Regions from separate parts of the Homo sapiens genome. Here region 2 is linked to region 1. The links are chromatin loops, found by intact Hi-C in ENCODE. Cell type or tissue: heart right ventricle. All regions are shown on one strand. Region 1 has its middle 25 kb from the start of SORL1. Region 2 overlaps SORL1 (sortilin related receptor 1).

Region 1 (4,000 bases):
ATGCCAAATTAGAAATAAGATTGAGGCCAGGCACAGTGGCTCACACCTATAATCTCAACACTTTGGGAGGCTGAGGCAGGTGGATGACTTGAGCCCAGGAGGTCGAGACCACCGTGGGCAACATGGCAAAGCCCTGTCTCTACCAAAAAAAAAAAAAAAGTACAAAAATCAGCTGGGTGTAGCCTGTGGTCCCAGCTACTTGAGGTGGGAGGATTGCTTGATCCTGGGAGGCAAAGGTTGCAGTGAACCAAAATCATGCCACTGCACTCTAGCCTGGATGACAGAGTGAGACCTTGTCTCAAAAAAAAAAGAAAAAGAAAAAGAAATAAGGTTGAAATTGCAAATAATCTTGGCGTAAGTAACAATGAACTTAAATACATTCACTCTGCCAGGCATGATAAATACCTGGCCATACATCCCTTCACTGATCCTTCCCCTACCCGTGATTGACACCATAAATTGGTCGGAATAGAGTGTCCCACTCAGCCCACTGCGTGCCTCAGAACTCTCAACACAGGGCTCTCTAGACAGACACTACCCATCAATTAGAGTTTGGGAGGGTCCAGTCGTGCTAAGACATACATCATTGACACCGTTACTCTCTGAAGAGCAGGGTTTGCTTAGAGGATGAGGAGAAGATTAAAGGAAGGGATAAAAGAGCAGCCACTGCTGGATGTGGTAGTGACAAAGGGTACTAGGAAAGAAGGTGCAATTTCTCTAGCCTGATAAGTTTTCTAAGATGTCCCCATGACCCAGAGAGGCATTGCTCAGGGCCCAAGTGAAAGGTTTGGCCCATGAACACGCTGCTTCTTGACCTAGCTCCTCATTTTCACATCTTCGCTGTCCTTACTCTTCGTTGTCAACGTTGACCCACTTCTCCGTTCCAAAGTCCCCCATGTATAACTCCTTTGGTTCTGAGAGGAAATAGGGGGTGGGTTATCTCTAAGGTCTACTCCAAGTCCAGACCCTGCGCTCCATGTTGCTGACTCAGGGTCCATTCTCCACTCAGCTTTCCCTTCTGGATTGACACTTCCACCAGCGGATTCCCAATAACCGGCTGATGATGAGCAAGCCCTGGCAAGCCTCTCCACACCCCGACCCCACAGGCTTCTGCCACCAGGCATAGTCTGATAAGTGGTGGGATGAGATGTAGACTAAAATGGTGAGCCTCGTAATGTTGCCTTGATCCTCACGAGCCTGGATGAGGCCATCCACAGAGTGACAGCCAAATACATGGAGGTCAACTCAAAGTGACTTAGGGGTGGCTAAAGTTAATGACTGTTGAGTATAATTATCTCTCCTACAAATGAACTGTGTGTTTACAAGCTTATCAGGTCTCTTTTCTGAACCTTGGTTTTCTGCTCTGATCAGCGAGGAGGGCTGAACTACTGTGGAGAAACAAACCCCAAGGCTCTGTAGAGAATGGATGGGCCATGGGTGGGCTCTGTGGGGAGACATTCCAGGGCTCCCTAGCTGTGGGAAAGAGTCCAGGAGCTAGTACAGTTTTGCCTGCCCTTTGTTTTCACCAATTCTCATCAGATTCAAGAGAAGCTCTTCTCACAGTAGGGTAGTGCCAAGAAGAGTCAGATGTGAATACCTCACATCACTCTTCATCCATCCATTCATCAGTCCATCCATCCATCGTTTTCATTCATTCTATACATACATACATTATTGTATACATATATCCGTTCTATACATTATTCATATGTAAATATGAAAATACGTAAATATGAATAACATGTCAGGGCACTGGGATACAATAATAAATATGCATATTTATTCATATGTAAATATGTAAATATGAATAATATGTCAGGGCACTGGGATGCAATAATAAACTAATCAGATGTCACCACCACCTTAGGGAGCTACAGTTTATTGTAGGTATAGACAATAAGCAAGTGAGGTGACAAATAAACTAATTACTAATTGTGAAGTTCCTGAGGAAACAAACAGGGTGGTATGATAGAAAATGGTCAGGTGCCCAACGCCCCGCACCCCCGCCGGCCGCACTTAGCGGAGCTTTGCTGGGGAGGCGCCGGCGCGGCGGCTGCGCAGCTCGAAGTTTCCGCGCGAGGTGGGCGGGCCGGGCTGGGCCGGGCGCTGCGGGGCCGGGACCTGGTCTTGGAGCTCTGCGACCGCGCGCTCGCCCTCCCGCGGCGTTTGCAGGCGCCGCCGCCCCTTCCGCCCCTTGCGCGGGACTGCGACCTGAAAAAGTGACTTTTACTCATGTGAGCTGCCTTCAGAGAAGCCTCCTCCAGAAACAGGAGAATGCGTGGCTCTCTAGTGTGGTCCCATCTCTGCAGGGTTTGTGGATGTTAAGGGTCCCAAACCTGCACCCGATGTCACAGGCACATTACTGCCGTAAGGAGCATGGATGCCACACTGGAGATTGACACAGGAGCAGGCTCGGACACAATAGGAGTTTGCACGATGCAGGTCCTTTTTTTTCCCCAGAATTTGACATTGTAGCAGAAACAGAAAATGAGATTACACATGAAATTGTGGAAAAGGAGGGCGACTCAGAGATCACAGGGAGCGTGGGTGAAGCCCTGGAGAAGGGACTGGATTCCATGGTGAAGCGCGAATCCGGGATAGACACAATTTCCCAGAAGTTTAGCACTCAACTACCCCTTGAACCAGAACGGATTCTCAGATAAAGGCAGAGGGCTTGCTGCCATTTGGACTTCTGGTGAAAATATCTTTCAAGAAAAGGGTATTCCAGACTGCCTCTGTGTTGCCAAGAGAATGTTTGAATTCCAGGCCCTGCAGCTGGCCCTGAATCGCCTGAAGGCCACAGACCAGGCAGGAGTGCTGACCGCGCGGCCTCCTGGACGGCTTGTCCTGCGAGGAACACTGAAGCTTAGGAGAATTTGTAAGGACGCAAGATGTAACAGATCCTACCCAAAGACAACATCTTAAAGCCTTAAGAACGTTAATAATCTTATACCTTGCAATTCCATTTCTAGGACTTTCTCCTAAGGAAATAATTATATCAGAGATAGAGGTACAAAGATATTGCTTGAAGCATTGTTTACAATGTCTGAATATTAGTAAAACAAAAAAAATGTCCAATGACGGAATTAAAGAGATTTTGGTACACACACCCACACGAAGAAGGAAAAACATGAGCAACCTCCTTTGGACAGATGGGACTGTGCAATGCCTCTCTAAGAAGGTGACATTTGGGTCGGCATCTAAAGAATGGTCTTTAGGAACCAGCCACACAAATGGGCAAGAGGAAGCAAGTAGGAAAGGTTCAGGCCAGAAGGAATTAAGCGCCTAAGAAGTTAAACAAAACCCAGTGGGGCTGGAGCAAAGGAAGCTGGGGAAAGTGACTGATATAGTTTGAATATTTGTCCCCACCCAGATCTCCTGTTGAGATGTAATCTCCACTGTGGGAGGTGGGGCCTGCTGGGAGGTGTTTGGATCCTGGGGGCAGATACTGCATGAATGGCTTGGGCCATCCTCTTGGTGATGAGTGAGCTCTAGCTCTGAGTTCACAGGAGATCTGATTGTTGAAAAGTGTGTGTGGCGGGGCTTGGTGGCTCACGCCTGTAATCCCAACACTTTGGGAGTCCGAGGTGGGTGAATCATGAGGTCAAGAGATCGAGACCGTCCTGGCCAACATGGTGAAACCCTCACATGGTGAAACCCAGTCTCTACTAAAAATACAAAAATTAGCTGGGCTTGGTGGCGTGCGCCTGTTGTCCCAGCTACTTGGGAGGCTTAGGCAGGAGAATCTCTTGAACCCAGGAGGCGGTTCAAGAGGTTGCAATTAGCCGAGATTGCGCCACTGCACTCCAGCCCGGCAACAGAGCGAGACTCTGTCTCAAAAAAAAAAAAAAAGTGTGTGGCACCTCACCCATTCCAATTCTCTGTCTCTTCTCTCTCACTTGTTCCTGCTTTTGCCATGTGACCTGCCTGCTCCCCCTTTGCCTTCTGCCGTGATTGGAAGCTTCCTGAGGCCTCCCTAGAAGCTGAGCAGGTGCCAGCA
Region 2 (4,000 bases), 160 kb before region 1:
CACAGTGTCCTTGGCCACTGCGTCATCATATTCACCTGACAAGGCTACTGAAGGATGCACTCCACCCAAACAAGGGAGTAAACCAAGAAAAAGCAACACACAAGATCCAGGAAACAAGGAATCTAAACTGGGAGAAAGGCAAAGAGAATTCCAAGGAGGCAGTGAAAGTCCCTGGGTAACAGGCACACAGCAGGACTAGAGAACAATCTGTCCCGAAAGGAGAATCCACGTTGTTAGAAGGAGTATCTCCAAGAGAAAAACTGGACTTGATAAATCCCTGGACATGTTGACCTGTGGAAAGTTATCCTGAGTGGCGACTGAAAGGCAGAAAGCATTGGCAAATGGTACAAAACAACCTAAGCAAACAAATGAAAAAAGCAATTATTAACTTCAGGATATTGTGCATATTCTATAGTTTTCATTGGATTTTCAAAGGGGCTTTCCCTATATCTCAGAACCACTCTGCAGAAACACAAGGTACATGGAGACAGGTGATAAAAAATAAAAAGGGGGAGAATGCCAGGCCAAGGCAAATCATGCCCTGGACAATAAGGGAGGCATCAGAGGGCTCCAATACTGGGGAGGACATGAGCATTCATCAGTATGGGCCTTATCAGAAGAAAAACTGAAAGGGGGAGAAATATGAGGTTAATAAGCCAGTTAGAAGACTTCTACACTAAACAAAGAAGATCCACGAGCTACAGATAACAATGAGTTTAAATTTGTCCCAGCACTGCGCACAAAAAAGAAAGTACAAAAGCTGAACAGGATATATAAACAGAGATCTGATCACTGGATTAGTCAGAATTTGCTAGAGTCTATTAATGTCCTGGTCAGAGTTTCAATAAGCAAAAACAACTTGAAGAGGATAATCAAGTTATTCAATAAATATGTAGGCCTTGAGGAGAAAGGACAGACACAAAGTTTTGTTTTCTCTTTTACAATTCATTTTAATTTGAGAAGCATTTTAGGGGATACTGACTATTTGCCTATTATTGTAGGAGACACAGAGCAGGACTCAAAGTAGTAGACAGCATGATTCCCAAACAGGAAGTCCACACAATGGCTATGGAAGCAAAGATCAACACGCATGAAATAATTAGGAAGCAATATATGGCAGATCATAGTTAAGAATCAAAAGGTCAATGGGTAAGTTTAATGAGACTGGAAAAGAGATGGAAATCATTTAAAGGAATCAGTGAAAGCGCCACAGAGGTGGAGCTTGAAAGGAGAATAATACCCTACTTGTTCAAAGCAGAAATCCCAAACTTTTGTGAACCTAAGAATCATATGGGGATCTCCTGGGCTCCACCCAGAAATTCTGATTCTACATTTTTTTATAAACACCCCAGGCGATTCCATTAGGGTGGTCTTTGCATCACATTTTGAGAAGTTCTGATGATATGAATATATCAAGGTCTCTTTTGCTATAAAATCCATGCTTCTGTTTGCACTGATGGATGGTGGGTTTCAGTGATAAGGAAAGTAGGAAGACAAGGTTGAGGGTACAGGAGTTCCTGCTGAGGGCAAAACCTTGCTGCAGGTGCACAGGCAGGAAAGAAGCAAGTCTATCTGAAGAAGATCAGGAATCTAGCTTGGCTGATGTAAGGAATCCAGGGAGGCAAGGAGGAATCAGCTCACAGAGGGCCTGGAAAATAGAAATTGTCAAAAATTGATCTTCTAGACAGGAGAACAAGAGGAAACTCAATATGGCAAAAAGACCACCCTAGTAAAAACATCATTTTTATAATGTTTTATAAAAAACATAGAATCAGAATTTCTGGGTGGAACCCAGGAGATCCCTACATGCTTTAGGTTCACTAAAGTTTGGGATTTTGATGTTTTTAAACAAGGAAGCAATGGAAAGAACATGCTCACAGAAGAAGGGAAAAGATCATGCAAAGCATGCAAAAAATTATTTGTTCTCCTATTATAACTGAGTTTGAAGTAGACTCCTGCTTAGGAAAGAACACAGGATCCTCACCTCTGTTCCGCCTGCTGTTAGGAGCACACACGAAATGGGATTTCAAGTTCTACCCCACCTCCAACAATATGGTGACTACAGACCTTCAGCTGCCTCTTTGAGTTTAGCCACTAGATGGCAGTGCTTACCCTTCTTTTAGTTGGACAGGCCGGCCAACTAGCAAGCTGAATTGGGCTCTCTCCCCAGAGTTTAATACACACACAAAAAGTTCCACATTAATTCCAATTTGTACTTTCCCACTAAGAAGGCAGCAAAGGTGGCATAACCATAGCCTGGGTGGAAATCAGGGTGGCTGGCATCTTGCAGGAAGGTCAGAGGCCAGTTATAGAGGATGAGATGCTCCCATTCCAATTTCCTATGCATCTATGATCCAGGAAAAAATGCTAGAAATCAGCCTTCCCTGGAGGTACACCATTAGTAACAGGCAACCTGGCCACACAGCAGAGTCCCAGACAGCAGGGCATGGGGCCCGGTTGGATTGTGCCCAGAGCACACCCCCAGAAGGTCCTCTCCACAATAGCAGGTACCACAGGAGAGGACCTGGGCCAGAACTCACCAAGCAAGGGGCAGGCTTCCTCGTCAGAGCCATCTGCACAATCTCGGTACCCGTCGCACACCCAGGTGTCCATCACGCAGGTCCCACTGCTGCAGCGGTAGTAATTGGGCAGACACGTGGAGGGCCCAGGAGTCGAGAAGGGAAGAATATGTGAATCTGAGAAAAACACCAAGCACGGAAACCCAAAACATTAGAAGCAGCTTGATCTTAGACCAAATATGTCCCAAACCTAGTGCGGATGTCCCAGTTTTAGCTGTACCTGCTGAGGGAGGCCAGTGACTGGCACAGCTCTGAGCAGCGGCTAATCTAGAAATCATGTATAATGGGTTGTCAGAAGAGGCAATATTCTTTTCCCTTTTGGGGAGTAGATTTCCCTTACTATATTTGATTTCGGTTAATATTCAGATAAGTTTGCTTTTGCAGGGGCTGGTGAAAGAAACAGGTGGCTGAGGAGGCACAGGGTGGCTAAGAGAATTCCTACTGAGGCAAAGCATTGTGTTCTAGTTAATTCAACCGCAACTACTCCACGACCTGGTTCAGAGATGAGAATGCCAGAAAGGAAAGGGGCAAGTCTGCATTCCACATGAGTGCTCCTCAAATGCATTGTGGAGCACACAGGACCTGGGGGCTTATTAGCATGCAGATTCTGACTCTGTAGGTCTGGGGTGAGGTCAGAGATTCTACATTTCTAACAAGTTCCAAGGAGATGCAGATGCTACTGGTTGCAAACCATACTTTGAGTAGGAAGGCTCTAGACTTCTCACTCTGCCCTGCAAATACGGAATAAATAGCCTGAAAATAGGAGAAACCAACCACACTTATTTCAAAATGAGAAAGAGGAACAGAAAAAATTTGAGTCACTCCTCTCACAAAAATATGCCCCCCAAAACACGGAATCAGCCAGGCACATCCTGCATAGCTGGTGGAACTATTCTGGTGTGTCTTGGTTATGGGGCTAACCCAGGCCCCAGGGGCCTCTTACCTCCACAATCCTTCTCATCAGACCAGTCCCCACAGTCGTTCTCCCTGTCACATTTCCATCTGTTGGGGATGCAGTGGCCATTCTCACACCGAAACTGGAAGTAGCGGGAGCAGTTTGGGGCTTCTGTGGGGTTTTCTGCAGAGATCAACCACATCATCAGTTGCTTTCCCTGCATCAGTGTGAACACAGGGCTCCAACTCTAGGCATCCTCCTCCAGACCCAAGTTCCAGGGCAACCCACACTTCCCACCCATAAAGAGATAAGGCAGCTTCATGGACCCAATGGGGAACAAAAAATACACCTACAAACTAAACAAAACCCCATCTTCCCAGCCCCTAACCCATGTTCCTCTGATCTATACTACAATATCCTGAGAACAATCACCTGAATTTTAATTCTGACATTTTACCAAAGGAATAAAACAACTATTGATGGTAATCCAATCATGACAATAACTATTACATTGTGGCCTGTCACT

Evidence for each region. A loop is a pair of places that touch in the nucleus more often than their neighbours do. Peaks named below come from ENCODE experiments on the same cell type or tissue, not always from the same donor. Only the 100,000 strongest peaks of a DNase experiment are listed, where the experiment ranks them.
Region 2: a loop joins it to region 1, with 2.2 times the contacts of the local background. A loop is called at or near these places in 6 of 110 quality-filtered maps.

The regions. Positions count from the first base shown.
Region 1 is chr11:121,425,443-121,429,442 of GRCh38, reverse strand. No RefSeq gene overlaps it. Among named protein-coding and RNA genes, the nearest start is that of SORL1, 25 kb to the left of the region's middle. RefSeq lists a silencer at 2,027-2,126 and an enhancer at 2,289-2,801. In heart right ventricle, a CTCF peak has its summit at 2,194; DNase peaks (open chromatin) are centred at 2,092 and 2,705; H3K4me3 peaks cover 827 bases; H3K27ac peaks cover 1,327 bases.
Region 2 is chr11:121,589,697-121,593,696 of GRCh38, reverse strand. It overlaps SORL1 (sortilin related receptor 1), which reads right to left. Exons shown (of 48, transcript NM_003105.6): 30 at 3,523-3,657; 31 at 2,541-2,696. Among named protein-coding and RNA genes, the nearest start is that of SORL1-AS1, 140 kb to the right of the region's middle. RefSeq lists an enhancer at 3,734-3,833. In heart right ventricle, CTCF peaks have their summits at 1,884 and 2,090 (motif pointing right); a DNase peak (open chromatin) is centred at 2,106.